Linked DNA regions of Homo sapiens: all the other regions are linked to region 4. The links are chromatin loops, found by intact Hi-C in ENCODE. Cell type or tissue: gastrocnemius medialis. All regions are shown on one strand. Region 1 overlaps CYRIA (CYFIP related Rac1 interactor A). Region 2 overlaps CYRIA (CYFIP related Rac1 interactor A). Region 3 has its middle 140 kb from the start of CYRIA. Region 4 has its middle 91 kb from the start of CYRIA.

Region 1 (8,000 bases), 120 kb after region 4:
TGTTTCATTTACATCGTGACTGTGTGTCTTAAAAGTTTATGTAAAAAGCATTGCTGCATATTGAAGTCTCTCAAAACTGTCCATGGCAGGTCTGGGCTCAGCAGTGCTTCTCTAGTGGCATCCTTTAATTTAGGCAGGCTTGTGCAACACTGTCCCATCTTGAAGTATTGAAGAAGACTGTATCTCCAGGCCCTGGCTCCTCAAGCTCCCCCTGCCTACAGGAGCCTTTCAGCTGCCTTTCTCTGTGGCTCAATGCCATTCATTGTTTAAGCTACGGTTCAAGGATGAACGACTAAAGTGATTCATTCCTGTATTTGACAGATATTTATTGAATGCCTACTTCATGCCAGGCATAGCTCTAGGCAGTAAGGATAAGACATATCAGTTAAGGAAAAAATGTAGATACTAAATAATAACTTTAATAATGTTAAAGTAACAATAATAATATTTTATTATGGTAATAACATTAAGAAAAAAGTACTAAAGTAATGTATTTATCTTATTTAGGTAATAATTATATTATTATATATAGTATACTATTATAAATAATAATAATAACTTTAAGGTAAGGTAATAAAGGAATATTTATTGCCTTCTAGTATATTAGAAGGTCAAAAGGTCAATGGGAAAAATGGAGCCGAACCAAGGAGATTATGGCTGTTGCAGGGAAGGCCATTGCAGTTGAAAAGGGCGGTCAGGATGGTTCTCATTGAGAAAATGACATTTGAGCAAAAACTATTAAAAGGTGAAGGAGTGAGCACACATATATCTGGGAGAAATGTATTCTAGGCAAAGAGAAAGGGCAGTGGAACTGACAGATTTGAGGACAAGCTAGGAGGCCAATGTGATGGACCTGATAGAACAAAGGAAGAAGAGTAGCTGTGGATGAGGTCGGCAAGGTCCTGGGGGTCCACCCTGAGTCTGATGAAGGGTGCTGCTGGAGAGCGTGTTCTAGCGGAGGGTCCCAGTGGGACTCACATTTTAGTGGCATCACTCTGGCCACTCTATGGCAAGAAAACAACAGGGTGTCAGGGGTGGAACTGGGGGACCCTGGCGGCAGCGTGTTCTTGATGGACTAGTATGGAAGGTATGCAGGGACGCTGGATATATTTTCAAGGTAAAGGCAAAAGAATTTTCTGAAAGATTGAATTTGGGGCGTGAAATAAAGAGGAGGCTCAGATGACTCACTGTTTTTGTCCTAGCAACTAGAAGGATGGAATTGTCATTAGCTGACATGAGAAATAATGTGGGTAGAGCAGGATTGGGAGGAAAGAGGAAGAGTTCTGTTTTGGGCCACGCTGAGTTTGAGTTAGGCATTGGAGTGTAGCTTCTGAGTAGACTGCTGGTTATTGCTGGCAAGGGAGAGGTCAAAGCTGGAAATATAAATATGGTATTTATCAAAATAGAGATGATATTTGAAGGTGTGAAACTAAGGCAAGATCACCAAAGGAGTGAGTCCTGATAAAGTAGAGAGGCTGAAGGGCCAAGTCCTGGGAAGTGCCAATATTAAGAATTTAGAAAAAGAGAAAGAGGCAACCAAAGAGACTGAAAAGGAGCACACATTGACTAGAAGGAAAATTAAGAGACCCTGACCTCCTAGAGATCAAGTAAATAAAGTCTTTCTAAAAGGGATGATAACTCAATTGTGTCAATTATTGCTAATGGGTTTAATAAAGATGAAGAGAGAGTTGACCATTGGCTTCAGCATCGTGGAGATCACCATGTCCTCTGCTCTCACCCCCAGCCCACCCAGCCTGCCTCCTTTGCATGCCATCATGGCATGATCTGCTTATGTTGCTGCATCTCCTGCAAAACATTTTTCTGTCTGCCATCCTGCAGGCACGCTCACTTGTGTGCTTATGCAACATTGGTGAGCACCTCCCATGTGCTAGATGGAATGAGTATGCAAAGTTAAACTTGGTATTTTTCTACCCTCAGATGTCTTACAGCCTAAGGAGAAAAGCAAGGTGTCTAGAATCTGTTACAGCAAAAGAAAGGGATTGAGGGATAGTAAAATTATGAGAGTTCAGAGGACAAAGAAATTTTCTCTGGGAGTCAAGGTTGAGTCCATGGCTGAAGTGGCCTTTAAATTCGGCCTTGAATGCTGGATAGGATTTAGAATTAAACAAATGGAGGAGAAAGAAGAATATTTTAGAAAAAGGGGCATATAGGAGTAAGGGCATGCAGGTGGGAAGGCTGGAAAGGGGACCCTGGGCTGAAGGCGTGGCATACGGAGGAGAAGGAAGAGCGGAGAATGAGGCTAGGATTTGGGCCAGGGACTCAATGAAGAGGGCCTTAGAAAATAGAAGCTGGGCTTTATTTCTTAGTCAGTGGAGGAATCATTAAAGGTTTTTGAGCCATAGAGTGATGCAATAATAGCCGTGCTGCTTTGGGAAGAGTCATCTGGCTGTGTGTGCAGAACTGTCCAGGAGAAAGATAATAAGGGCCTAAATTAGGGCAACAGAAGTGGGAGCAGAGGAGGGGGCGGATGTGAGGCACTGTAGGATCAGAGTTCACGGGCTCAGCACTCCAGAGGGATAGGCACATGGTGTGGATCTGGGTCCCTGGGCCCTCCCTGAGAAACTCGTCAGCCTTTTGAGGTCAGTGGCCTCGGCTGTCCCTTGTGCTTGTCATCCCCACCCCCACCCCATCCTCTTCCAAGCCCATGTGTGCTCAAGCTTCACCTCGTTAATGAAATGAAGCTGCTTATTTTTGGAACTCTGTGATTAACATAGTTTCTGTGTTTAGGAAACAAAAGAACCCTGTGCATTTCAGGACTCTCTACCTGCACTGTGTCCACCTAAAAAGGTGAGAGCTGACGCATCCAGGTCATCTCTGGCCTCCAATCTCTGATCTTCTGTTGCACCTGATCTGATCCAGTGCCTGCAGCATCACCAGTAATTTTGAGCAAAAGCAGCTCTGGAGGCCCAGAGAGGGCGATACACAGTGCCACCCAACCAGCAGCACCAGAGGAAAGGCCAAGCAACCAGATGGGGCTCTCCACTCTGCCTCCATAAATCTAGGCAGGCTGCCTGCCCATTTTCCCTAGAAAACCAGCCTAGTCGCTTGGCCAATTGTGCCAGAAGATGGAAGCCCTCTCAATGCCTTGTGGTTCTCCCAGTCCCCAGCCAGGGCCAGCTGGGGCATGGCAGGCTATGGCCCCCAATGGTATCATCACTGATTTCAGGAGGCTAGAACCCTAGCGCTGTGGGGGAGGGGCTGGCCTGCTGCCAGTCCCAGCATCCCAATTCCTATGGCAGTGCAGGGGGAAGAGCCTCTGTGGGGGCGAGGCTGGCTTCCTCCTGAATCTGCCCATAAAAGGATAAAAGTGCTGCTATCTAGTCGGCATTGGTAGGATTGCTGATGATAAATTTTTTAAAAGTGTGGATTTTTCCCCCTTTTTGCAAGGATGTGTGTGTGTGCGTGCAGGCGCATGCATGCGGGTGTGCCTGCATTCACACAGTTTGCAGCCTGTATGTGCTAACAGATGGATTCAGCCTCATCTTTTATCCGGTGTTACAGAAGATAAAACTGAAACTGGATGATATGCTGCCTCTTCAATTTAAAAGATAAAAAATAAAATAAAAAAGCTCTTAAAGGGAAGCCCTTATGGTGGAAAAGAGTGGTCCAAAATATTGTCAGGCTTTACTCAAAAGGCAAAGAACAGCAGAGCCATTCGAAAGTAATTTTTCTCCCTCCTCCCTCTCTGACTTATCCAAAATATATCATCTATGTGTCAGAAGTAGGGCAAGCTTTAAGGCTATTATGAATTATATATCAAGGGATATCATTTCCCAGGAGTCTTGAACAAATGCCCAATGGTTTAAATTTTACAGACACGCTCTTCCCCCCAGTGGCAGCAATTTCTGTCACTGCAGTCTTCCTGAGATGGAATGGGAAAGTGTTTTGCAAAATGCACAATGGGACGTTATGCTAATAAAGGTAATTGTGCAGTGGTTGGAAACCATTCCTTCCTGAAAGAGGCTTTTATCCTCCACAGACTGCCCCACACTGCAGGTACTTAGGCAGCAGGCTGCTTCCACTGGTCTTGCCTTCTTTTAGCTGGAGTCAAATACATCCAGGGTGAGGGCAGATTGAAAGAGGGAAACTGAAATCAACTGGGCATTTCTGTGCCCATCGTGTAAGACAAAGACCTTGCCATTTCATCTGAATATCAGATATTCTTTGCCTATCTATTTATTATTCTCTAAGATTCAGGAAGAGCTTTGTGAAAGTCATTCTTTTATCTAAAATTGGAAACATACATTCATTGGCGAAATAAGAAAGGTGGGTTTGAGGGTCTTGGTATTTTGCTTCCTTACCGCTATTGGATGGATCAGAAAGTTAGCCCAGAACATGGGAGACGAGGACGAGCGATTACCAGAGTGCATTGCTGGGCAGGGCCTTCCAGACAGTAACAGCGACAGCTGCAGGAAGTGGCTTTCTCCGCTCCATGCTTCATACTCTCCCTCCCAATTTATTCTTTTGAAGTGGATATTTTAAAGTTCTGAGATTTTCTGTATGCAGCCTTGAGAGAATCCAGATATAATTATTTATGTAAGTTTGTCGTTTTCTTAATCTTTAATAATTATTTATTAATTATCTCACTTTATTCTTATAACACTTTTGAGATATGGAGGGCACATCATGTTTTTCCCATTTTAGAGAGAAAATAATTGAAGGCTTGGTGAAGTCACTTGAGTAAGGGCACTACTGCCAGAGTAGTGATATTACATAGATACAGATATAGATCTACACACACAACACTCCACACTCACACGATATAAAATACAAACCTGACAATAGCACCCTGTCTCTGCAAAATAATAAAAGGTAAAACCCTACGTTCAAAATGCAGATTCCTTTACAAGTATTTGCTAGGCCCTCTGTGGTCCGCCCAGCCCCTGCCTCATGTGCGGTGCAAGCCTCCCTCCCAGTCCAACCCATCAATTTCTTATGCTCCAGCCACACCCCTTCATGCAGAGTTCCTCACATGAGGAGGTTTGTCACTTGTTCATTTTCAAGGCCCGTGCTCTGTGCCTGAACACCCTATTCCTACTTCACATCCTCACAGCATCCCTTAGTGGTGCATGGAATTCACACTCTGATTAGGCCCCAGCCCCTCCAGGAAGCTTTTCCCGGCCAGATCCCATCACACAGGTGGAGTCCGGTGCCCACCACGGATGCTTCCACACCAGCCTGTGCAACTGCCACACTGTACTTAATCGTCATTTCCTGTGTTTATATTTCCTGGAAGCTTACGGGCTGTTAGCAAACAAGATGGAGGTACCATACCTTGTTCTCTGAATCTTCATCCCCAGGGGTGGAAGAAATTCAGGAAACCAGTAACAGCCTGCAGGGTGGGCTCCAGTGAGATTCCTTCTCCTTCTTACTGCTCCTCTGTCTGAATGAACCTCAAAGGCTTTACCTAACAGGTAGGCTTCGGTAACTGTGTGCTATTCAGGTGTGTGGCTCCTTCCAAACCCCAAGATGAGGTCACAACTGCCACCCCACCCATCACCCCCCGTTACCCAGGCCCTCAGCACCACACTTAGCAGACATGTTAATGAAACATACTGATTTCCAGGGTCTGTGGCATCTGATTGGTCCCTAAGTGGACACAGTCCCTGGTGAAGGACACAGAGTTCAGGATCAGACACCCTTCTGCCATTGACTGGCTGTGTGATGTCAGAAAATTCACCTGAGCACTCTGGACCTTTGTCTCTGCATCAGTAAAATGAGAGTGGTAGATGCTACTTGAAGCTATTTTGTTAATGAGAGATTATTTTGTATAATGAAAGGTACATAAATCATATGCATAAGTATTTGCCATTATTAGCATAAAAAAATTCAAGTTTGCAATCCAATATATTAGGGGTTTGTTAATTAATAATATGTGGCAAAATTATTTTGTCATTACTGAAGAAGTCATTGGCTTAGTCAGTTCAGGATACTGTAACAGATTACATAGACTGGAGTACTTAAATAACAGAAATACATTTCTCACGGTTCTGGAGGCTGTGAAGTCCAAGATCAAGATGTGGGCAGACCTGGTGTCTGGTGAGGGCTGGCTTCCTGGCTTGCAGATGGCTGTTTCCTCATTGCATCCTCATATGGTGAAGAGAGAAAAACATCATCTCTGTTGTGTCTCTTTTGAGAAGGCCACTAATCTTATTCACAAAGCTCCATCCTCATGACCTGATTCTTCCCAAAGAATCTTCCCTCACCTCCAAATACCATTACATTGGGAATTTAGGCTCCAACCTATGAATTTAGGGGGATACAAACACTCAGTCCCTAGAAGTCATCTTGTTGCTGCTTTAGATATTACAACTTTTAAGTTAAAAAGAAAAGAGTTTGATGAGCACTGCAATCAAAGAAATCCATTAGCTGTTTGGCCAAACAGATTTCTTTATCTCACTCAGCCTGGGCATCACAAGATCCACTGTGCTGGGATGTGGATGTGAGGAATGAATGACAGAGGAGTGATGAAAGGGGCCAAACTCAGCCCAGGAGATAGCCAGCTCCTGGTGTGTGGGGGTTTTGGAAATTTCTTTTCTATTTTTTGTTGTTTGAAATGGGGTCTTGCTCTGTCACCCAGGCTGGAGTACAGAGGCATGATCATGGCTCACTGCAGCCTCAACTTCCCAGGCTCAGGTGATTCTGCCACCTCAGCCTTCCTAGTAGCTGGAACTACAGGCGCATGCCACCATGCCCAGCTAATGTTTTGTATTTCTTTCTTATTTTTTTTTTTGGCAAGGGGTTGGGGGAGAGATAGGATCTTACTACGTTGCCCAGGCAGGGGTAATTTCTTTCCCTGAAGTTGTCCTACTTCCAACCTGTGGCCCTAGGTCCCAGATGGATTGTAACCAGCTTGTCCGGAGTTCTGAGTAAGCCTTGCAGAGGGAGTGTAGAGACCTCAACAAAAACATTTTCTCTGAATAGATAGGTGACTCAGCACTGGACACCAAGAAAGCTGCATTTAGCTGAAAGTCAGTAAGAAACTCGGGACCGGGCCTGGGGCAGTTGGCCTCCTATCCTGGACCATGAGCTCCTCATTCACAAAGCAAGGGGCTGGGCAGAGAGTTGCCCAGGTGGCTTCCAGCTCTGGCATTCAGTGCATCTGAGTGAGTTGTCATTTATAGACCAGGAAGGGCGAAATTATCCCCATTAATCTGCTCACAGTTCTGGTGCTTGAGAAGCCACTGGGTCTTGCCACATCTCGAATTAGCTCTGGGCCCTTGGGCTTTTAATTAAAGGGCTTTGTGAGTCGGATGGTTTATGGTCAGATTCAGATCTTCAGGGAGACACAGAGGGAGGTCCTGTGTTCTGTCATCTGCTTGTTTAGAAATCAGCTGCCACTCTCAGTGTGAGAACTCAGAATCCGGAGTCTTGCAAGGGACTTCCAGCAACGGCTGTGGTTACACCTCACCCCCTACTTTCGCTGACTCCAGACCCCAGAGGCTGAGGGACAGTAGATATGCTGCCTGCCATTGCCTCTTTCCTTGTGCATGTCTGAGTGGTGCCAGCCTGATCAGATTCTGTTGCAGTTCCCCGTGCTTGCCACAATGTCGGTCGCGTTTCTTATCCAACGCTGTTTCTGCTTCTGGTGGTTTGTGCTAAATGCATTTTCAATCCCAAGTGGTACAGAGAAGAAAAGGATTGTCTTTAAAAAGTGGCTTTGAATGTGTCGAAAGCAAGGTTGCCTGCTGTGTGTTTTTGACAATTGCCTCCCCAGAGGAGCCTTTGAAAACCTCACTTTTCAAGACGCTTCAACTCCTATTAGAAAGTGACTTAAATAAAATTGCTCTTCTGACCATCGCGGCTCTGGATGCCAGGCTAGTGATTATTTGTCTAATCTGAGTCTCCAGGGCTAGAACTTCACACCGTGTCTTTTCACTACCCTCCCAGAGGAGGTGAGAGGAGGTGAATAGACACTTGTCAGATTCTTCTGCCTGGTGTCACTGTGGGGGGATGCACACACACTGGAGTATAGGCTT
Region 2 (8,000 bases), 200 kb after region 4:
CTGGGTAAAATTATGCCTTGTAGCCCTAATCTTTAAAAAGCTTGGCTTTATATGTTATTTACTGAGTCTTTCAGTTGAGGCTGTAAACAGTATATCATGTTAAGTCTTCACGCATAGTCTTGATGAAGTTTGCTTTTGTCCGTGGAGGTCAAAAGCACTACGTAAGGTTTGTTCATATGGATGTTTGCGTGTACCTCTAAGAAAGTTTCAGGCTTAATAAGCACGGTAAACCATTTGAGATGGGCCATTTTTTTTTTACGACATATAGGGTCTCCATTCAGATACTAGTCTGTTTCTAAGCCAGCAGTTATAGTCACTGGGCTCGTAAATCATTAGGGCATCAGCATCAACTGTGAAAACCCCAGGATCTCTTCGTGAGGGCCTGAGAGAGGCAGGCACTGTGTGTGTACTTACAAAGGGCATGCTTTGGAGTGCAGAATAGACATGCAGTGAGCTCTGGAAACCTAGGGGGAGGGAGAAACTCGTTTTGCCGAAGAGCAGAGACAGAGGGTGATGTTTGAGGTGGACCTTGAAGAAGATGTAGGATTATCCCAAAAGGACAGAGGGAAAGCAGAGTCCTCCAGGCAGGGGGAATCATCCAAGTGGCTACCAAGGCGGCACAAGCCATTTATTAAAGAAATGCTAATTGTGAATGCCAGGAAAGGAGGGTTTGGGGAGATGGTGTTTTCAATTGATTTCCTTAGAATCTTTTGAAATGACCCAATAAGTAATCACCTCTTAACCCCTGTCTCCATCTCAGATTTTATCCAGAATTCCAGACCCCATTTCCCATGGACACCTGAAATATGGCCATCCCCAAAACAGAGATTCCCCTCCCCCCACAAACCTGTTCCTTCTCCTGGGTTCCCGTCTCAGGTATTTCATCGTCCTCCAACCAGTGTCTAAGCCAGAGGCTAAAATTGTCCCTGAGAATGAGGAATGGCTTCTTCACCCCATATCTCATCAGTCACCAAATCCTATGGAGTTGACCTCAGATTAGTCCCTGTCTCTACTTGCTCCTCCATGCCCACTGCTGCTCCCACACCTCACACCCTCAGGGGCTCTCACTGCCCCTTCTCTCTCTGTTCTTGCTTCCTTCTGGTCCTTTTCCATATTAACCACATCACTAGATTATTTAACACCTATCAAGGATGTTTTCCACAGGTAAAGCCCCCAGCTCCTGAACATGCTGTCGAATTCACACTGCATCTGGCCCCAACTGCATCCTTGACAGCATCTTGTTATTCATACCTACAGCTTAAATCACCCTAAGTGGAACTCCGGATTCCCAAACAGCATTCCCTGCTCTTCCACCCCTTCCACATCTGCATTGTCACTGCTTCTTAGGCCTGGTTCATAAGAACACTTCCACACTGTGATAATCAACTATGGGAGAGGGACAGAATCTCTGCATCCCTGGGCCTGATGCCATCCCAGGTCTGGGGTGGCATATACCTGGCATGCTTGTAGCTTCTCCCAATCCGGTATGCATGACAGACACCTCTCGTTTGCCATGACATTCTTTTTTGATGCACCTGTAGTGATCCTCACATGATTCCCAACCCTGTTTTCTGGCAGCCTCCATCAGTCTATCAGGGTCTATCAGGCCGTAAGATAAAACTTTTGACATGCAAGAAGCACAATGACAGAAAATGTTTCTAAGGGCTGTTACAAAAGGGGCCCTAAGTATAACCAAATCCAATATATAACAGCATATGAATAGCTTTGCAGAAAGATTCTTGCTTTGCCAAAAAACACTCCAGGATATGCATAATGTAATGTGATCTATATAAATTCAGTTTCCATGCACTTCCCAAATTACGGGTCAACTATATTATACAGACACAAAAAGCTAAGACACTTGCCTAGGTTTGTGAAGATACTAAAGAAACAAGCATGAAGGAAACTCAGGCATTTAGCATCTGTGAAGTTCACATTCTGAACAGTGGCCCTTCATCAGTCCTCTCAAAGATGGCTGAGACATAGACTTGGACCTCCAGGAGCTCCTGGTCTAGTGAAGAAAGAAGTTAATATGGGCACTAAATTCTCCAAGTTTCTCTGATAAATGACAGAGTCGTATTGGGAGCACAGAAAGGTGTTGGTTGCTTCTACCTAATGAAGGTAGTGAGGTCAGAATAGGATTCCAGGAGGTAATGATCTTCAGCTGGGTCTAAAATAAGTGTTAAGGGTTTGCCAGTCAAACAGGTGAAGGACAGAAAACATTCAGGGCAGAAGAATGGCATAAAATTATTCAGATTTTATTCAGTAAATCTCAACTGAGACATAGACTTGGACATAGACATGTCCAACATAGACATAGACATGGAAACTGAGCACTGAGTGGATGGAAGGCCCTGCATTTGGCTCCATAGTACAAGGCAAGATCAAAGTCTCAAGTCTTTGTCCCTAAAGCCAGGCAAGTGAAATGTACAATTGCAAATAGTATGAAAATTGATAATGATTGCAGTCATACAGAATCCTCTAGAAGCCCAGAGGAACAGCTCACCAGCCTGAGGGGGTAGGAAAACCTGTTGGTCATTTCTGCGTTGGATTTCTATGGGAAGATATAATGTGACATTATGGGCACATGTTATTATGGGTAGATATTGGCATAGACAGTATTACTAAGATATTAACAAACATTGTGCTTTCTCCTCCTAGATGAAAGGCTGCATAAAAGTTTTGAAGGAGCAGGCCCCAGACAGTGTGGAGGGGCTGCTAAATGCCCTCAGGTGAGCTTCAACCCTGTGTCAGCTCACAGGGAACAGCCAGCCTTTCAGGGCCATTGCAAATTTAAATACTGTTGTGGATAGCACCAAACTTAACCCTTGCATATTTTAACACATTGAATCTTCCTAACAATCTTTTGAGGTCAGCACCATTTTTATCATTCCCATTTTTAAAGATGGAAAAAAAATGAGATTTAAGGAAGTCAAATAACTTGCCAAAAGTCACACAGTAAATGGCCAAGCTAGGACCTGAACCCAGGTGTGGGTGACCCCACGGGTCATGGACCTGATTCTCAGCCACACTGCTTTGGGGCTTAAAGAGACTCCTCAGAACAAGAGGCTTCCAGGCTCTCACTTTCCACTTTACCAGTGGTTCCCAAACCTGGCTGCACTTGAGGATTATGTGGGTACCTTTTGAAAACACTCTGTGTGATTCTGACTGCATGTGACTCAAGACCAAATGAATCGGAATCTCTGGGCTAGGGTCTCAGGTATCCATTTTGTGTTTCTTTGTTTATTCTAAAGCTCCCCAGGTGGTTCACATGTGCAGCTACCAGAATTGAGAACCCACTGTCTAGATGCCTAAATATTTGGCCAGCTGTGGCATGTTTCAGCTTCTCACTGCTAACAAGTGATGCCTAGGCAGCTGCTTTCTTCCCAGGGATGCATGTGCTTAATCCATTTCAGAGAGGGGATGCTTTTTTTAGCTCTGACACATCTACAAGAATTGGTTGAATCACACTGCTATGTAAATCATTCTGATACTAGATTGCAGTCCAGAAGGTTTATGGTCCCTGTTGTCTTATTCATCTTTGAGTCCCCTGAGTTCCACTCAGTGTTGTACATGCAGTAAGTGTTCAATAAGTCTAAGTGGGATGGATCAATAATGCTCTACCTATGTACAATGCTCATGTTTTATACTCCACTTCTAATCATATTGTCTCATTTAATCATCACAAGTCAGAGAGGTAAGGGTGATCTGTTACCCCCACTTAATAAATGAAGAAACTGAGACACACACAAAATGAACAAAATAGACCCTGAGGTTGATGCTGTTTTGCTGTGTTGCTAAGTCATCATCCTTTAGAAGAGACTTAGTATTAATGTAAGAGCCTTCCAGAGTCTGTGGGAAAAACTAAGGTTTTCTCCTGGTGTCCATTTCACACCCAGGATGACTTTCTATACACATGAATAAGGCTTTAACTTCTGAGTGTGTTGAGCTTTCCAGCATCATTCAATCAAGCAAAACTCTGTGCTAGGCCCTGAGTCCCATCTGATTTGTTAGAATTTGTACCTCCTGGAGGCACTGTGATGATGTCAGAGGAGCACAGGCTTTCCAGATAGCAAAATATAGGTTTGAATCAGAAATCACAAATCTCAATTCAGTAACCTTGTGATCTGGAATAGATCATTTAACCTCTCTGAATCTTAGTTTTCTTTTCTATAAAATGAAGGCAATGACCTCACCTTTACAAAGTTATTGTAACACGAAACTTAACATGGAGCGCCCATGACCTGGCCAAAGTTTTATTACATGTTAATTCTCTTTTCCTTCTTTTGCATAAATGATTTCTACACCCGGCTATTGGGAGGCTGCAGATTGCACCATTTTTGTGGGTTTGCTTACCAGCATTTGTGCCCCCTTGTGGTGGCAATGAGGTTAATTAAGCATTGCCAGGAAAGTGGAGAACCATAAACATTCCAGTTCTGGGCAATGTTGCTATGCAAATCTCTATTCTGAAATTTGTGAGTTAGCAGGGGCAGCCTCAGTGGTCAGGATTCTGCACTCAATCCTGTGAAATCCACCTCCCTAGAAAATGAGACCGCTCATATCTCCTCTGTGTAATTATTTGATTATGTAAAATATCTACTTGGTTTAATAACCATAATACAAAATTCCTTTGGAAGGAAGAATCAAATATTAAATCTGAGATGACTGTGAGCATTGAAGTGTGGATTTTTGTCTAAAGAAATAAGCCCAAATATCAATTGTGTTTCCGAAGGTAAAGATGGGCTGAAGCTTACACAGAGCACTGTTTGCCGCTAACCTCTACCATTCTCTCTCCATCCAGGTTCACTACAAAGCACTTGAACGATGAATCAACTTCCAAACAGATTCGAGCAATGCTTCAGTAGAGCTCTGCTCAAAGAAGAGGATCTATGTGCTGACCTCAGAAGATGTATATGTTTACATAATTTAATACAGATTGATGTTAATACTTGTGTATTTACATAACCGTTTCCTTCTTGTCACTGAAATATATGGACCTTAATTTGTATCCTGACTGACTCAACCCAGCAGAGCATAAATTGACTTGAGAGCCTTACCTTTGATGTCTGAAATGAAACCCCCTTCTCCAAAGGCAAAATTCGGAGACTTTGATCTTTGCTACTGGAGTCCTTTAACAACATCTATAACGATAAAAAATTCCTAATTGTTTGTGGTAGTATTTTAATTCTAGATGTGTTATCTCTCTGGGAAGTATAGTTTATAGAAACACAAAATATTTGATTTCCTGTGTCGGCTCAGCTACAAGAAACACAACTGTTATCTTGACAGAGGAAGAGAGGAATCCAAGAAAAATGCATGTGGAGAATTAAACCCAAGTGTTTCGAATTCAGCACACCCCCTCTCTGTCCTCAGACTGCAGTCCACACGTGCAACTTTTCTGTTTGCACGTGTTTTATTAATCAGCATACTCCTTTTCTGTTTGGATTTATATCCCTCTAATGTTCTCCTTTAATTTCACATGAAAAAAAAATCTCCTGTATTTTTTTCAGTTAGTGGGAGAGCAGCAGAAATAGATAGATGTGCTGTTGCCACTGGACTGATGAAGGTGGCTGTCTTGGAACTGGGAGACAGGTCCTCAGAGGTGCACTCAGGCAACAGGACAGCCATCTCTCTGCTTCAGCCCTCTGCCTACAGGGATTAGGGAAATGGAGCTCTGGCTTTGAAGTTATTTGTGAGTTTAGCAACCTTCCAGTTACCTGCAGAGTTCTGGGTGCACAGCCACCCCTCATAAGAGCCCTGTTCTCTGAAGACCATTCATATGAGAACAAAGGTCTAGGATACTGCATTAGTTACCAGAAAACTAGGGGAATTTAGAGGGAAAAAAAATCCATGTTTTCTATTTCCCAGGTTTTTAAAAAGTAGCTCTTCCCCAACCCCGTTGCTAGCTTGTTGCAATATAAAAGCCCTGGTGCACCTGAATTTACTCCTGGCCTTACTAATGATTCATAATGTGATCTTGAGAAATGTGTTTAAGCTTTCTGAGTCTTAACCTCCTTGTCTCTAAAATGGGCAATTAAAACAATCTTCAAGAGCCCTGTAAGGTTAATGCCGATAAAATGACTGACTCCGCCCTTCTTCCTTAGTACGTAGTATCCAGCAAGCATTTGCCCCACCTTGTCTTGTTGATGAACAATATTATGAAGCCTGCAGTCATTCTCTCTGTACATCAGAGCTTAGTTCGAATGGAATCATGAAAATCTCTGATTCTGACCTCCTAAGGAAAAATGAAACCCAGAGGATGTGGTCATACAGGATGGCTCCCATGTGGGCCTAGAACCCAGGATGCTTCACTCTTGACTCCATGCTCTTCCTTTTATACCATGTGGCTGTGAATACATACTATGGGATGGGATTCAACCCTTCTAAGTAAATCCTCAGTCTGGTCTATATTGTTACTTGCCTGTTTCCACTAGAAGGAGTCACCCAGGCATTTAGTGAATGATAATCCTAGAAGTTGAGTCTGAGTACATCAGAGTTTGGCATTATTTGCAACATCCCAGGAATGAGCTATAAGACTCCATTGCTTTCTGGACTTTAGTGACCAGCTGATCTTCCCTTGGATCCTCCAATAAAGGGGAAAAAATACTTGTCTTATGTTGTTTTAGCAAGGGAGTTCAGCCAAGTGACAGGAAAGATTCCCTGGTCTGCATCTAAACATTAGTCAACAGAAGGAAAAGGCTCTTTTCCTTGGAGATTTTCAAGTTGAAAAAGTACAGCTGCTTGGATGGAGTTTCTCTCATCAGAATAGAAATATGCTAGGTGGTCTTCAAGACCTTTTTGAACCTACAGATTCTAAACCTTAGAGGAAGCCAGAATATGTGATCATACCAGGTGAGGAAAGTTAGGAGATATTCATCTTAAGAGATATCCTATTTGGCAGTCACATGTTACACTTGAGCAACAATTGTCTAGGCTAGAAATATAGAACCACACAATATTTATCATCATTGGGTCAATTTCTCCCCCTCTATCAAGTGAGGAGATTAAGGCTTAAAGAAAGGAAAGGACTTGCCAGCCACCACAGGGCTCATGAGGGGCTTGAACCCATGTCGTGTGTCTCTACCACAGCTGACTCTCAGCTGGCTAATGGAGAAAATGTGAGGAATTACCTGTCAAATTAGATTGAGCTCAGAGTAAATAGATGAGCACATTTATAACTCTAAATTAGACTTTCTATCAAATGGGACCAAACATATGGAAGGGGCTGCTGTCCTGCCTCAATTTAGCCAAGACTTGTCTTGTCTCAAAGCCAAGACTCAGCAGTACATGGATTCTGAGAAGTCCAGGGTCTGAATTGTTGTCTCTGATTACTGGAAGGACAGGTTAACTGAATGTCTGTGATCACTAACAGGTGATGGGCTTTGTGCCCACTCCAGAGATATTGTGGGAGACAAATTCTTTTAACAGCCTGTCCTCCCGGCATCAGGAGTCATTGAACAATCATGGATTGTTGTGTTTGGGATTTTTTTTTTTTTGGCTTTGTTTTTGGTTTTTGTGTGTGTGTGTGTGTGCTGCATGCACATGCGTCCAAGACTTACGGGTGGTTTAGGGGAAAGTGCTAGCAACAGTGTCAATGTCATTGTTAACTATATTTCATATTTGAGGTCTCATTGTTTTCAAATAAACAGTGTTTTCCATGACTGAGATATTTATTTTTGGGAAAGCAACGAGGTAAAAATTATGTTTCTCAGATGCACTGCTACTTTGGCGTTATTACTGTGTTCTCAGAAACTCGTTGTGCACCACTAGGAATTAGTAGTAGAAAAAAAAAAACAATAACAAAAAAAAAAAACAACTGGAAATGGATGTCTTCACATTAGGGGTGGAGTATTAACAACCAGAAAGAAAGTTTGGATATTACCTTTTAACTACTAGTTAACATCATGCTTGATCAACATTTGCTCCTAGTTATCACCATTAAATTAAGACCTTAATGGTAAACTGAGGTTACTGATGCATCATCACATTTAAGTAAAAAT
Region 3 (8,000 bases), 230 kb after region 4:
TCCTCACTGTGCCAAGCCCACACATCTCCTGCCAACTCACAGTTTCCAGGCTGAGGCCCTGCACAAGACAGGGCTCAAAAATGCAGATGCACCAATTGGGACATGAAACTCTGGAGCCCCTTGCCTACAGGAAAGCAAAATGAATTGAATCTGTCACTGGCCTACCCTTCCTAGGGCTTCCCATGGTGCTCTTGACTCTCCTGGGTTGCCAATGGGGTCTTTGAAGCCTAGGAACCAAATTTCTTTTGCTGAAATATTGTGTTCCTTTATACTCAATTATTAAAAGCCCCATCTGCACTGGATACATGGGCATTCATATTGGAGATAAACAACTTTACAATCCATGCTGATGCTGATAAGTCCATTCACATAGCTTTTCCTCTGACTTTCTTGTCAGTTGCTTTCAATCCTGTTTTGTCCAGCGAAGCACTAGCAATTGTTTACGAATCAGTGTAGTTCTCATTTCTGGCATCATGGAAACCACGTACTGTTCTACGTTCTACCCACTGGGAGGATTTTCTTCACCACTGTCCTTTAGGGTTGCCCTGAGCAAGACTGTGGTGCTTCAGCCATCCATTTCTGAGTAGTACTGGCATCTGTAAACCAGTCTTGAATTGTCTCTTCCTGAGTCACCTGATCAAGAAACACCCCAGAGGCCATAGCCATGGATTGAAAGACAGAAGGTGATACAACAGGAGTCTATTCTGAAAAAGTCTGAGCCACCTGGCCATGCAACCTACTTGTACCTTCTAGACTTGTACAAGCTTTCTGTATGAAATACAGTTTGCTATTTGTTGTTAGATTGCTGTTGTGCAAGACCACCTTTATCGCTGATAAAGGTGATATGTCAGACAATACTTAGTTGAATATGGGAAGCTCAAGTCTCACAGTTGCCTAATAGTCATGGCTAGGTATTCAGATTCTACCAAGTAGAAAGAAACCCAGTAGCAAGCCAGAAGCTATTTCTCGAAAGAACAATAATTGCATGCAGAAGAAGGTAAAGATTTGTACTTGAATTGTAGAAGTTTTTGCTGTAATTCTTCCACAGATGCTTTCCAGATGCTCCATACAGTTCCCATATTTTTCAAGGCCATTTCAAATATCCATGGATCTGTTGAATCATAAAGAACAAGTGGTAGTGTAACTCTTACTGCAGACTGAACTTGCCAATGAATTTTCTACTGTTTTCTTACTCTCAAATGTGGTGGTCTTACAGGTGACTCTGACAATAGGTCAATATGGCACACTCAAATGTGATATGTGCTGCCTCCAAAATCCAAAATGCCCTTTTAAATTTTGCACCTCTTTTGTCATCCTAGGTAGTATGAGGTCCATCGACTTCTCTTTTTACCCTGGAGGGGATATTTCCTGATGCTTCATAACAGTTAAAGAAACTTTACTGAGTCTAAGATGGGGGGCCCATGAATTTTTATGGGGTTTGTCTCTATCCGCTAGTTTACATGTCTTACTAAGGCACTAAAAATACTTGTCAGTTTCCGCCCATAAGACCTAATCAATACAAAGTCATCAGTATAGGGGACATGTGTGATACTTCGTGGAATGTCAAATGACTCTGGACAGAATAATCAACATAGTGTAAAGGCAAGACTGTGATGGCATACTGTTAGCCATGCTAGATAAAAACCAATTTACTGTCATGGTCCTTGCAAATTGAGATGTAGATAAATGAATTATCCATATCAATAACGTTATACCAAGTGCCAAAAGCTGCATTGATTTGCTCTAATAATGATGCTACATTTGGGATAGCAGCTAAAATTGCAGTTAACATCTGATTAAGTTTACATGATCCAGTTATTCTCTAAGACCTATTTGATTTCAACAGAAGCCAAATTGTTGAGTTAAATGAATATGTAGTAGGTGACACCACTTTTCTTCTTTCAAGTCTTTAATGTTGTCATTAATCTTTGCAATTATGCAGTAGCGCTTCTAGTTTACTATCTTGGTAGCAAGAGAAGTTCCGGGGACTTCTACTTAGCCCTCTCTACCATTATCATCCTCATTCCTTGGGTTAGAGAGTCAATGTGAAGATTCTGCCAGTTGCCAAACATATCTATTCCAACTGTATATTCAAGAAAGGGAAATAACCACAGGGTGGATCCTGGACCAATTATGCCCACTAAGAGTTAGAGTTAAGCTAAGACCCTACCTATCACCTGTCCATCATAAGTGCCCTTTTTGACTGGTGGGACACAGTGTCTATTAGGGTCCCCAGGAATTAACATCAATTCAGAACAAACACCTAATAATTGCAAAATGTCTGAGTATTTCTACTTCACAAATGCACATTCACTCCTGTAAATGGCCACATTCCCTTTCAGAAATACTTGGAGGAATATTTATGGTATGTACTCGAAGAAATGGTTCAGAGTCTTTTCTCAAGGAGACCTGATCTCATTTCAATCCATAGTTTCTGGGGCTATGATTTGACTTAACTCTGGAAAGAGTCCTAGAATGCCCACTTTGGTGATGAAAGTCAAGTTTTCTCTCTCTCTCTCTTTTCAATCAGACATAATAGGATATTTCCTCTTACACATTTAGCAATAGTTCATGTCCTACTAGATCTTTGTCATATGAAAGATCTCTGTGGCCCAAATCAATCCAAGCCCTGATACTTCCCTGGTGCCCTTCATGATAGAGGCTCCCACTTTGTCCTTAGCAGGTAAGTGCAGTCATTTGGCCTCTTTTTCTACAACAGTCTTGCGTCTTCATTCAAATAAAGAAACACATCGTAATGGTGGCATCCCCTCTGTTCATGACTGATCTGTAAATGACAGGAACCACCATTTTTCAAGGATAAATGTGCTTCCCTTAGTAATGCATTTGTCAATGTCTTAGTGAAGGAATTATACTCCCAGCCTCCTCATGGAACATAGTTGGGAAATGGTGTGCAGGTTACACGTAATAAGTTCAGTCACAATATCTCCCCAACAATACAGGGAAACTATGTAATTTTATCCCCTTAAATGTAGCCCAGGAGTCAGCAAACTTTTTCTGAAGAGTCACATAGTAAATCTCTCAGGCTTAAAGGCCACGTGATCTCTGTCACAATTACTCAACTCTTGTTGCAGCATGAAAACAGCCATAGACAATACTCAAATGATGAAGTATCTCTGTGTCCATGTTTCAATAAAACTTTATTTATGAAATCAGGGAGCTGGCCCACAGACTGAAGTTTATCAACCCCTAATATAGGCCACTATTGAGACCAAGTTTCAGTCAACCAACCAAGTAAGCTTTTAAAGCCCCCTCTGGATGCATGAGCAAACATGTTATCTGGAATATCTAGTAATAAAAAACTTGACCCTGTCTATTCTTATATTCTATCCTCCTTAATCTAACACCCATAAAATCCACTTCTTTTCCCTCTGGTTTCTGCCAACATTTATTTGCACAATTTCAATCCTTTTTTGTGTAAGCTATTCCTACATGGACATAGAGAGATATGGCTCCAGCTATGAGTCTAATGGCAACAAAGTGTAGTTGTGGTGGGTTTTGAAGAGATTGATTACCCAGCAACACTGGGTAAGTTTATAATAAGGTTTATCAAGGAAAGGAAGGCTAGTCTACTAAGACACTCCAAGGCCAACTAATCTCAATGTCAAGGGAAACTCAGAGAAATTTGGAAGTTCAGTGTTACTGGTTTCATCGGGGTCCAACGAGAACGAGATGTTCTCATTTCAAGTTTTAGTATCCTAACCTTTCCCAATAAGTGTCCTTTTACATGAGAAACTTGTAAAGACTCTGAATCCAACTGTCATTATAATTCAGCAACTAGCACAACAAATTTTGTGTCAGATTTTAGCAATATCAGCCCTTTGGCTACAAGAAGTAAGAGCATATTTTAGGGCTACCTTGAAAGCTCCTTGATTCCCAATCTGTGACTTGAGCTGAGAGTCAAAGGACCAGAACTTGTCATTTTCTTTCTGTGGTTGCTTGAACTCATTTAGAAGAATCCATCCCACACCACAGTCTCTAGAGTCCTTGTGACTGCCACAGCAATCAAGTGCAGTAGCCACTAGAGCTCCCAAGGCATGTCCTCAGTGGGCATTTCATCACATTCAGCCACAGGTGACAGCTCTATCAATCATGATACCATTACATGCCATGGATTACCATCTCACTTCCTATTGCAAAAATAAAAAGCATAGCACTACACTCAAGGTTAAAAATAAAACAAACCAATCGCCAAATCCCATCTTTGTGTCTATCTTCTTAGACAACTACTAACAGCAATTCTGTATCAGTCAGGGTCCAGTCAGGAAATAGAAACCATAGAGTTATTCGAACAGAGAAAGTTTCACATAAGGGATTTTTAGCTATAACAGTTGCAGTTAACCTGTAAAGGAGTAAAAAATACTTGAAAGGATTCCTTAAGATTGATGGAGAACATTTAAAAAAGAAGCAAACATGGAAGGAAGGGTCTCTTCCCCAAGGTTGGACTCCCTTCATTGGGAAGGTGGGGTTTGCACTCTGCTGGATGGCCAGGAATTTCCCTAAGTCACCCCACGTTGGAGCTAGTCCACAGATACTGGACTGAGGCTGATGATCAGGGAACCATGGCTGAACACGGCAGAAAAAAAAAATACCCGCCTCAGATACAGGTAGGCTGACACAGGTGGCCAGAGACTCACAGAACGAACTGGAAAGCAAGAAATGCACCTCTGGGGTGCATGTGGGCCAAAGCTGGCAGGCAGTTAGTTACACACACTATGACTGGTAAGCTGGAAACCCGTCACAGTGCAGGCAAGGCTGGGGAGTTAGCCCTGAGTGCCCATAAGAATCACTGGGGATCTGCCACAGGGGTACCACTGAAGATTAATAGAATATGGTCCACAGGGATGCCACCAAAACTTGATGGGGCTGCGCACCAGTGGCTGTCCCCCAAATGCCACGCTCCAAGTGTATACCAGAATCCAGAATCCGGAAGAGAAGGCCCCCTCCTGACATGTTCCTGCAGCGCCCTCTACTGAAGGAGCTAAATATTGCACAAAGTGGCAAGGCGGACACGTTTACAGGGTCCCTCTCCATTATCACAGAGCAAGCAATGAAAGGTGGATGCGAAACTATAAAACAGTAAATTGCTATTTGCACAACAGCATTAATTATTATGATAGTAACGAACGTTCTACGTTTTGTCATATCGCCTGTACATTTTTTATTACCTTATTTAATTCCTCCAATTATTAACTTCATTTAAAGGATGGGGAAATTGAGGGTCAAAGGTGTTTACTAATTCAGAGTCCCACACCTGGTAAACACAGTTAGAGTTCAAATGAGATTTTTGGATGTAACATGAATTTTTCCTACTGAACTCGCTGCCTTTCATTGGGGGGACTAGAAGGAATAGAGAATACATTGATTTTCCGTAGACAAATATTAAACACCCACTTCAAGCCAGGCACCAAGTCAGGTATTGAGATGCAGAGTAGATGAAAGAGACGCGGTCTCTGCTCTCCTGGAGCTTACAGTCTAGGGCAGGATCAGCAAACTTTATCGTCAAATAGGCGGGCGGATCACCTGAGGTTAGGAGTTTGAGACAAGCCAGGAGTTTGAGACGTGGTGAAACTCCGTCTTTAACAAAAAATACAAAAATTAGCCAGGTGTGGTGGCATTCATCTGTAATCCCAGCTACTGGGGAGGCTGAACAGGAAAATCGCTTGAACTTGGGAGGCGGAGGCTGCAGTGAGCCGAGATTGCACCACTGCACTCCAGTCTGGGCAACAGAGTGAGACTCTGTTTAAAAAAAAAAAAAGATAAACATGAATATTAGTATTTTAGGGCTTATGAAGCAAAGAAGCAAAACTGAGGATATGACATAGATGCTTATATAGATATTTGAAATATAACTATTTAAGATGTAAAAACTATTCTTAACTAATGACAATTTGGTCTCGACTAAGCAGTTTATTGCACTAATAGTTTGTTGATTGCCGGTCTAGACGAAGAGATAGATAACGAAATAAATACATATGCTAGCGCAGAATGTAAGAAAGGCACAAACAAAAGGAAATAATTCTATGAGAGAAGTAATGAGTAATTAATTGTGACTAAGGAAGGACATTAGAACCAAGACCTGAAGAGTGAGTTGTTAGCTGGGCAAAGATGGGGAGTTCTGGGCAGAAGCAACAGTCCCAAGGGAGGCAAGAGCTTGGTGCATTCAAGAAGGAATCAGAACACAACATCAACAACAATCACACACACACACACACACACACACACACGCACAAACACACCCACAAAGCAGTGGAGCTGGAGTATGCAGCTAAAGGGAGAAGAATGTGGAGATAATGAGGAAGGTGGGGCGGTAACCCAGGGTCCGGTGTAGGGACCAGCCTGGAGGTAGCCATGCCTGGGAACAATCAAAAGTGGAGGGAAAGGAGGAAGACAGGAGGGGAGCAAGTGCAAGAGCAGAAGCCTGATTCAGCAGCGGGGACCTCACAACCTCCCAGTGGTGCGTGAAATGTCGTTACGTGTGTCAACCTTCAGAGGAGGGCCTGCCTCTTGTGCCCCCAACCCTCACCAGCAACATTCCTTTCAGGTCTGGACTTTGATGCATTCAAGGAGAATTCAAACCGTCTTTCTCTTTCATAGTTTAATCTGTTGCCCAGGCCAGAAAGAAAGCACAGGAAAGCAGCCAACGGCCTCCCTTGTAGAAGTCAGGGCAATTCACGGTCCTGGAGAAGGACCTGGAAACAGGAGTGAGATGAACAGGGTCTCTGCTCTGGCTCAGCCTGGATCTCACCTTTCACCTTTGCAACTGGGTTCTGATTTAATTGGTCACAGAGACAGAATCATGCCATGGTTAAGAGCACAGGCTCTAGAATCAAACACTTAGGTTCAAATCAAGCCTCTATTATCTTCCGACTCACAGTTTGCTCTTGTAAATTATATCCCTCATGAATGTCCCTCATCTTGAGAATGAAATCATTATTGTACCTAATCGGCAGGACTGCTGTGAGAAGCGTTTGGGTTGCGTGAAGGATTAGAACATTTGGAAAATAAGCGCTCAGTAAATATTTGCTAGAATAGCTGTTTCTTCACTCAGTTCTTCAATAATCACATAATACAGGCAGGAGAGCAATTATCCCATTTTAGGGATAATGTACTCAAGGCGCAACAAGATAATGGCCACTGTGTCACAGCTCATGGCAGAGCTAGTTCTCAAACTCCCATCTTCAACACTCTAAGGCTCAAGTCCTCCAACACTCAAGCCCCGGCAGTGTCCTTGGGCAAGTCACTGCAGCCGTGTGGGCCTTAGTTTACCCAACAGTAAGACAATGGGAGTGAGAATGGACATGATCTCTACATTCTCTTTCCATTCTAACCATCCAAACACCTACAATCCACTCTGGAGACATGATCATTTTCAAACTAATTCTGGTTGTGGTGATATGCTTTTCCTAGTTTGTCACAGGGACACTAAGAGACGAGGCCCAGCTCTCTAAGCACTAGCACTTTCCCAGGAAAGGTCTGTGTCAGCTGTCAGCCCCTGCTCTGTGTGCCATAAGTTCTCTTGTCATATAAAATTCTCCTTCTGACACTGTTTCCCTTTAGAAAGAAAGTAAATCATAACTTTTCACTTAAGCATTTCTGCTTCTAGTCAGACCTGCTTTAGCCTGAAGTTGAAAAAGAGTATGTTTGGTTGGATCACATTTCAACTCAGTCTAATAGATATTTGCTTAAGGGGGAAAGGGGTTGAAGAAAAAAGGGAAATGTCAAAACGGAATAATAAAATGGTCTATAAACAGAAGCAGGTTTTCTGTGATACGTTACCCCGATAAACCCGATAATGGTTCCCAAATGCACTGTCCTGGGCTGATGCCAGGCTGGGCAGTGGGGGGCTCTAGGTTATTTTTAATTTTACTGTAGCCAAACCATGACCTCATCCTGATGGAATTCTCTCCCACCAAAGAGCTGTATCGAGTTATTTGTCGGCCGAAATTCATTTGAATGTGGATTCATCGGAAACATGTGTG
Region 4 (8,000 bases):
GAAGGAGCAAATTATTACAGCTCCCAGGAAGCCCTTGGACCCACTTGTTTGCAGAGGTTCATAAGCCTTACTGAGGGCACAGGATGGTGGGAATGCAGTGAGGAAGGAGATGTGAGAAATCAGAGAAGTGCCCAGAGTCACATCTCACAGGGCTCTAGCGACCTGGAAGGACCTGGGCGTTTACTCATCTCCTGGGTGGAGAAGAAACTGCGGAGGGGCAAGTGTGGAAACAGGGAGACCACCTAGGAGACTGAGGCTCAGGGAAGCAATCCCGGGGAGGGGGGACAGTGGCGGGACCATGGCACTGGAGGCAGGGAGATGGGGCAGCCTTGTGCTGGATTTTGAAGGGAAAGACACCAACCCAAATAATGAAAAATCAGAAGCAACATGGGCAAGGACAGCTGAAGGCAGACGCTTTACTTCTGGAATTTCAAGGTCACTTTGTTGTGACAGCAGTCAACTCTTCCAGCGAACTAGATTGTGCTTTATCATAACAACCTTGTAAAGTACTGTACTTCTCCTTTGCTTTGCTTGGTTTTACATGTGGGTTCTGTTTTTACATAAAACCAAATGTGGAACTTTATTTCAAGAATTCTTTTGTCACTAGCCCTGGTGTAATGTTCTTTTCTTTCTTAGTAAGATTTCAAATCACGTTTTTGTTTGTTGTTTGTTTTGTTTGTTTGTTTGTTTGTCTTTTTGAGACAAAGTCTCGCTGTGTCACCCAGGCTGGAGTGCAGTTGCGTGATCTGGGCTCATAGCAATCTCTGCCTCCTGGTTTCAAGCGATTCTCCTGCCTCAGCCTCCACAGTAGCTGGGATTACAGGTGCGCGCCACCACGCCCTGCTAGTTTTTGTGTTTTTAGTAGAGACGGAGTTTCACTATGTTGGCCAGGCTGGTCTCGAACTCCTGACCTCGTGATCCGCCCACCTAGGCCTCCCAAAGTCCTGGGATTACAGGCATGAGCCACCACGCCCAGCCTTCAAATTACTTTTTAGAGCAATAATAGCAACAGTAACAATAACCGCTAACAAAATTATGGGCCAAGTGTTCTTCTAAGCAGTGCCAGTCACCAGGAGGCAGGTACCACTGTCACTCTCATCTTACAAAGAGGAATTGGGCAAAGAGAGTTGAAGAACTCATATAGGTCCCAGATCTATGAATGGAAGTCTGGGGATCAAAGCCAGTCCTCTAAGCTCCGGGTCCTGTGCTCTTCTTGACCACCAGGCCCTGCTACTTCCCAGCACAAGCCTGCCTATGTTTGTATCCTTGCAATTTTGAAAGAGGGCAAATTATAAATTCAAAAAGTATAAGCAAGTTCTAATTTAAACACGATAAGGGAAAGCTTGATAGACACAACTACAATGCAAATTTCAGTCTTCAATCTGTTTCTGAAAATATTTCTTTTTCAAATGCCACTTTCATTTTATTGCTGTTTATCCTCATCACATTCAAAATTTAAAGGCTAGCGTACCCAGGTCCTCTTCTGATCTGAGAGTAGCCACCAGAATCTGCTTGAACACCATTAATAGCTTCTGTGGGCTTAGCCCTTTGGAAGGTAATGGGGATCGTTACCTCCATTTTGGGGTCAGGGTCTGAGAAAGACATTGTAGTTCCATATTTATCGTGTTGTCACCTAGAGCTTAAAACTCACACCTTTGCACCCAAGAGCCTAGTCCCCTACCAGAAAGCTGGGCCTCATATGGACAAGGCAGATGGCTGATGGCAGGATTTCGGACACCAGTATGATCGTTTAGGGCAATACATTTGCTCTAAGGCCAGCTGTTACCCATGCATGGTGCTGTGGGGTTAAAATCAAATTAAAACAAACAAAACTAGAAAGAACAACCTTGGATGTTGAGTGAAACAGACCTATATTTGCATCCTGGATTTAATACTTAATACCTGGGTCACTTTGCAAACTACCCTTTCTGAGCTTGCCTATAAAATGAAGCTAAGAACAATCCCTGCCTCTTACATTTGTTGGCAGGCCAACTCTTTCTTCCAAGGCCAGAAACTGTATCCCGGAATAATCTTCCCTGTGTAGTCCCATATCCCCATTCAATGAGCAATGCACACCACAGCCAGAGGCCCTGACAGACTCTGGGACCAACCTTATTAATGGGAGGCCTGAGAAAACACCCAGAAATGATATCTATTATTTATAATTACATAGTGCCTGCCATTTTTATGAGATTTTTTTCATATATTATTTAACTGTAATAACGGTCCAATGCAGGAGATACTGTTAGCCCCATTTTTCGGATAAAGAAAGTGAAGCAAAGACACGCTGAATGAATAAGTTGTCCAAAGCCACACTGCTACGAAGTGGTAGAGCGAGTTTTTGCATCTCAACAGTCTGTTCTGGATCTTGACTTTGTACTGCTGTGTCTCTGAATATTGGACTTACTTTCCAGTGAAGTAAAAAGACATATAAACAGTTGATTCGAAAGCAAGGTGGTAGGCCCAGCGATGGAGGCATGAAGATGTTAACTCAAGGAGTCGGATGAAGGACACCTTCCTTAACTTGGTGGGTGAGAAAAGACTTTCTGCAGGAGCCGAGGGATTACATCAGGAGTTCCTAAGCATTAGTGCACATGCGAACCACTTAAGGTATACATAAGATCATGCCACTCTCCGCCTACGCCTACTGATGACCTCCCATTGCAAGCAGCATACAAACCCAACTAGTCCTTCCAGATCCAGCCTTCCCTGTCTTTTCTGATCCCATCATCTTCGACTTCTGTCTTGTCCGCTAGCCGGCTATCTCTCCAGCCTTCTCTGTGTCTTGGACCTGCCAACCTCATTCCAGTCTTGGGTCCTTTGCACTTACTGTTCTTCTTGTTTGGAGTGCTCTCCCCTCATAATAACCACCTTCTGCCTGTCCTCCACAGCTAAGCCCTCTTCAGACCAGCCTCCCGTTCCCTCTAGCTGACATAGCTCCGTTCCAAGCCATTCTTTATCACAGTGCCCTATTTATCATCTTCAAAGCCCTCGTTAGTACCTGAAATTATCCATCCATCATTTCTGCATCTATCTGTCTGTCTGTGTGTTTGTCACTTGTCTCTCCCCACTAGACTGTAAGCTGCTGGGGGCAAGGCTGTGTCTGTGCACACCATATCCCAGAGTCAACTTCGGTCCCTCTATCAGTATCGGGTAGATTGCCTGGGAGCTTCCGAAGGAGGATTTCCAACTGCTCAGGGAAAACTTCCTGGAGGAAGGAAGACTGGTGTCGGGACCAAGTGATATGAATTTAGGAAAGAGAAAGAAGATGTTTATGGCAGCGGGGGGTTGGCCTTCTTTTTCGTCTAAAGCAGCAATTCAAATTAAAAAATAAAATAAAATAAAGGACGGACATCACCGTGAGGTGCTCTGAAGTGCTAGAATGGAGGAGTATCAGACAAGGAGCCCAGAAACCTGTGTTATTGCCCCATCTCTTCAACTAATTTATTGAAAGACCTTAGGTAACCTCTGTCCCCTCTGGACTGCAGTTTGCCCATCTGAGAAATGAATGGTTGGGATTGTATTGGTCTCTAAACCACCCTTCAGCGCTCAGATTCCAGAAGGATACATTTTGACCATCCTTGTCCAATCACTGCCTCTAGCCAGGGACACACACTCAGCTCTGTCACCATGGAACAGATGTGTCAGCGGCAGCAGGAATTGTTTAATCTGAGCCTCCACCTGGTCCCTCCAGTATGCTCTAGGCTTCCTCGCCCTAGAATGTGGTTATTAACTCCGAGTGACCACCAGGTGGCGCCGTTCCCCAAGGCACTGTGCATCCTCCAGAAGGTCATTTGAATGCCCTTGGAGCTTGATGACACGCAAATAACCCAGACCGATGTTCAGTAAATATGTTGGGGTGCTAGCTCTCAGGGGATGAGAAGGCATTGCTACATAACCAGATGTAGAGAAAACTGAAACGTGGGAAAAGCTGAGAAGAGCAGCCTCCTCTCCGAGTTTATACAGCCAGACCTGAAGGGGTGGAAGGGGTCGGGACTGCATTTCTCCGTGGGTGCTCATTCCTGCCCTGTGGTCCCCACGTCCCCACCCGGGCCCCTTGACCCCACCGTCACCTCGTGAAGTTTCTTTCCACAGCTGTGAACTCGAGGCCACGAGGATTTTGCAATCTTCATTTTTGGAGAAAACACAAGGCAGTTGTTGCTCTGACCCAGGGGCTCTGGCCTGCGGGCCCTGCAGCTGTCTCTACAAGAGGCACATGCAGGCAGGGGCTGGAGAGAGGAATGAGCAGGGACCATCGCACTTGAGATTTGTTCTCGCTCTCTGACAAATTCAACAAATATCCACTTAACCCTTCATCTGTGCCAGGTGTCCTGTGCCTCAGGCAGAGCTGATGCCGCCTTCTGGAATTCTCTGACCAGCAGGTAGACAGGTCCATAAAAAGGGGTGACAGGGCTCTACAGGTGACAGGACAGTCTAAGGAGGGTCCACCGAGGCTGGAGTGGCTCAACCTAATTCCCACAGAGACTCGGGCCGGTCAGGAAGACTCATATAACAACTGACACGTGAGCCAAGCATTGCAGGAGGACACTAGGAGGATGAGGGCTCTATCCATGTAGGAGGGCAGTGGGAAAAAGGCATGGCCATGAGAGAGTCGGGGTTTGGAGGGCTGAACATGTATTGGGGTAGCTGGGACTTAGATTTTAAAAGAAGAGTTAGATACCACAGAGGCAGGGAGGAGCCGGGGAGGTAGGAAGCACATAGACCCGGTGTATGGAGTGGTCCGTAGCTCTGCATTATCCCAGAGCAATGATAGTTATCTGGTCATCATGGGGCTTTCAGCTGGAGAAGGAAGGGATCAAACAGCTTAGGAGAGTGGCATGGCTGCACCCTGATGCAGAGATGGGTTGGGAGGCTGCATGGGATCAGACCAGAGCCAGACTCACAGGTAGGAGCTTTGCCGGAAGTCGATGCAGCCTGACTTAGGGCCGTGGCCACAGGATAGAAAGGAGGCAGCAAATGAGGATCACCGCCTGGCAACAATATCAACAGAGGAAAAATAAGCCCCATTGGTGGTGACAATTATTTTTTTCGTAAATCCACAGGAGAGACATCCTCAAGATGTAATTTATGTGTAAATCAGTTTGTATTTTCACTGGCTAACAGTGGAGGATATTTGAAGATCTTGTCTTCCTATTTCTTTGTTCACTGATTTTTTTCTGTTGAAATTGTTTGAAAATCCCATGTTTAATATGACTCGGGATTGTCCCATCTTCAGCTGTTTGCATAGTGTCATTTCCTATTTCTCAGGAGTAGCTGGCTTCAACGAAGCATCCAAAACAAACAGATGAGATGAAGCCAGAATCAAAAGGCCGAAAAAAATGTGATTATGAAGCAGTGTGGGTCGTGGGACCAGTTTCCCTTCACAGTTGTTTTTACTTACTGTTTGCATCAATTCTCCAAGCGGTGTAGATCGCCCCCTCTCCCCACCCACACTCACTCTAACCAAAGACACAGCTCGGACTCAGGGAGACAAGCCAGCCGCTGGACACTTAAGAAGGGCTCCTTCCAAGTCCCATCACTCTGCATCTGCTGGATCCATCTGGGCCCTGAACTCTTTACAAGACCATTGCATAGGCCACAGCGGCTCCTCCAACTAGCAGAGTTCTCCCGGGAGAGAAGGCAGTTCCTATCTAAGAACAGGATTGCAATGCCCACCTCTCTCTGCAGCTCCATCACGTGTGGCCATGTCCACAGCTCAGGAAGGGACAAAGGGCTGAGCCTGGCCCTGAACACAGGGCTCTGTTCTTGGTAGGATGTAGGATCCCAGGGGTGTCTGTGGACAAAATGCTACTGAGAAAATTTCCCCAAAATGACATGACAGGAACAGGAGATTATATTCTTTGAAAGGCCTGATTAAGGAGCTAGTTTGAACCCTGTGAGGATCCCTGTGATGACCTGGAAGTGAAGACTATTGGCTGATAGTCCCAAAAATATTGCCAACCAGCGATGCAAATGACAACCAGTGACTTAAATTATCTTAGCCTCAGGACTTTTATTCCCACTCTCCACCACTATAAATGAAGGGGGTTAACAGGATGGTCTTGAAGTTCCTTCCAGCTACAGTAGGATTCTCTGATTCCATTGAGAGTATTTTTACCAGTAGGTTCAGTAAGGTTGTTGGGGTGAGGACAGAAGATTCAAACTAGAAAACAATCAGCCCCTGCCCTCAAAGCATCCACAGCCCAGGAGGGAAAGTGTGCAGACAGACAGCAGGTGCACCACAGAAGCGATGCCCTGCAGGCCCCACTTTGAAGGATGAGGGGGGACTCCAGGCAAGACACAGCAGTCAGAGGAAACAGTAGGTGCAATGACAGGGACATGGGGAAGAGTCTACTGTCTGAAAACTGTGGGATTCTTCACTCAGGGCATGAGGATGAAAGAGGAGGTGAGGTGGCAATCACACCTGAAATTTTAGGCAGAGTCAGGATCCTGGAGGACCTTCACTGTCATACTAACAAGTTTAGCACCAACACTCAGTCTTACCAGAAAGGAGCTCTGCCTCCATCTGCGTATGGCCTTCTCTCCTCTTGTTTGTAAGAACACTTGGCACTGGATTTAGGGCCCACCCTAATCCAGGATGATCTCATCTTGAGATCTTTAACATAATCACAATGGCAATGACCTTTTTTCTAAATAAAGTCTCATGTGCAGGTTCAGATGTACATCTTTTATGGGGAGCACCATTTGCAGTGGTTAATACTGAGTGTCAACTTGATTGGATTGAAGGACACAAAGTATTGGTCCTGGGTGTATCTGTGAGGGTGTTGCCAAAGGATATTAACATTTGAGTCAGTGGGCTGGGAAAGGCAGACCCACCCTTAATCTGGGTGGGCACAATCTAATCAACTGCCAGCATGGATGGAATACGAGAAGGCAGAAATATATGAAAAGAGAGACTGACCTAGCTTCCCAGCCTACATCTTTCTCTTGTGCTGGCTGTTTCCTGCCCTTGAACATCAGACTCCAAGTTCTTCAGTTTTGGAACTCATACTGGCTCTCCTTGCTCTTCAACCTGCAGATGATGGCCTTTTGTGGGACCTTGTGATCGTGTGAGTTAATACTTAATCAACTTATATATATATATTCCATTAGATTAGTCCTATCCCTCTAGAGAACCCTGACTAATACAGATTTTGTACCAGGAGTAGTTCTAGAGGAACAGAATATTAAGGATAGAGTTCTTTCATTGGTTTTGGGGTTTCTGGAGTTGGCTACTTAATATGATTAGATCCCAAAATGGTAAGGACTCTACTTCTAATAGTATGGAGAACACTGATAGTCCTTGGCTTGAACTGTTTAGAGAGTTATGCAAAATAAATGCATTTGACACTCCTGATTCATCGCTCATGAGAGACAAGGAGTTTAGTGACTCTGTACATAATACATTTGACCATATGTGGAGAACCAAGGAACAAAATGAAGCTGGTTGGTTGCTCCTAAGTTCAGCGGACAAAGTGATGAAAGAAAATGAGGAACTCAGGGATTCTGTCTCCCGGCTTCAGAAGCAAATACTGAGCCTCAAATCTGCAAAGATTGCTCTGACTGAGAGTCTTATCTCCTATAGAGAAAAAGCTGAAATTGTGGGAAAACAGACACAAGCTCTAATCATGTGAGTGGCTGACCTGCAACAAAAGGTGCATGTTCCACCTCCCCAGGTGTCTACTGTTAAAGTGAGGGCATTGACTGGAAAATAATAGGACCCTGAAAGTTGGAATGGGGATGTGTGGGAGGACCCTGATGAAGCTGGGGACACTGAGTTTGTAAACTCTGATGAACCCTTTTTGCCGGAAGGAACAGCTTCCCCATCCCCAGTAGTGGCAACATCCCCTCCCCTACCCATCAATCTTTCCACCTTTGTCTGAGGAGATAAAGCCTGTGCTGCCTGAGGCAACAGTGATGGCCTCCCCTGAGGCAGTTGCCAGGTAAGATAATGTTGACTCTCCTCAGGAGCCACCCCCACCACCCCTGTTTGCTTCTAG

Evidence for each region. Hi-C counts contacts between places; a loop is a spot of excess contacts. Peaks named below come from ENCODE experiments on the same cell type or tissue, not always from the same donor. Only the 100,000 strongest peaks of a DNase experiment are listed, where the experiment ranks them.
Region 1: it touches region 4 in a loop (7-fold over the local background); 5 of 110 quality-filtered maps call a loop at or near these places.
Region 2: it touches region 4 in a loop (7-fold over the local background); 63 of 110 quality-filtered maps call a loop at or near these places.
Region 3: a loop joins it to region 4, with 13 times the contacts of the local background. A loop is called at or near these places in 17 of 110 quality-filtered maps.

Annotation. Positions count from the first base shown.
Region 1 is chr2:16,635,550-16,643,549 of GRCh38, reverse strand. All of the region lies in intron 1 of CYRIA (CYFIP related Rac1 interactor A), which reads left to right. Among named protein-coding and RNA genes, the nearest start is that of CYRIA, 26 kb to the left of the region's middle. In gastrocnemius medialis, a CTCF peak has its summit at 3,903; a DNase peak (open chromatin) is centred at 7,339; H3K27ac peaks cover 3,719 bases.
Region 2 is chr2:16,549,801-16,557,800 of GRCh38, reverse strand. It overlaps CYRIA (CYFIP related Rac1 interactor A), which reads left to right. Exons shown (of 12, transcript NM_030797.4): 11 at 2,662-2,732; 12 at 4,802-8,000. The coding sequence ends at 4,865. Among named protein-coding and RNA genes, the nearest start is that of CYRIA, 110 kb to the left of the region's middle. In gastrocnemius medialis, a CTCF peak has its summit at 4,367 (motif pointing left); no DNase peak of the experiment used is centred here.
Region 3 is chr2:16,522,450-16,530,449 of GRCh38, reverse strand. No RefSeq gene overlaps it. Among named protein-coding and RNA genes, the nearest start is that of CYRIA, 140 kb to the left of the region's middle. In gastrocnemius medialis, a CTCF peak has its summit at 4,999 (motif pointing left); a DNase peak (open chromatin) is centred at 4,068.
Region 4 is chr2:16,753,121-16,761,120 of GRCh38, reverse strand. No RefSeq gene overlaps it. Among named protein-coding and RNA genes, the nearest start is that of CYRIA, 91 kb to the right of the region's middle. In gastrocnemius medialis, a CTCF peak has its summit at 3,753 (motif pointing right); DNase peaks (open chromatin) are centred at 3,760 and 4,222; H3K27ac peaks cover 1,969 bases.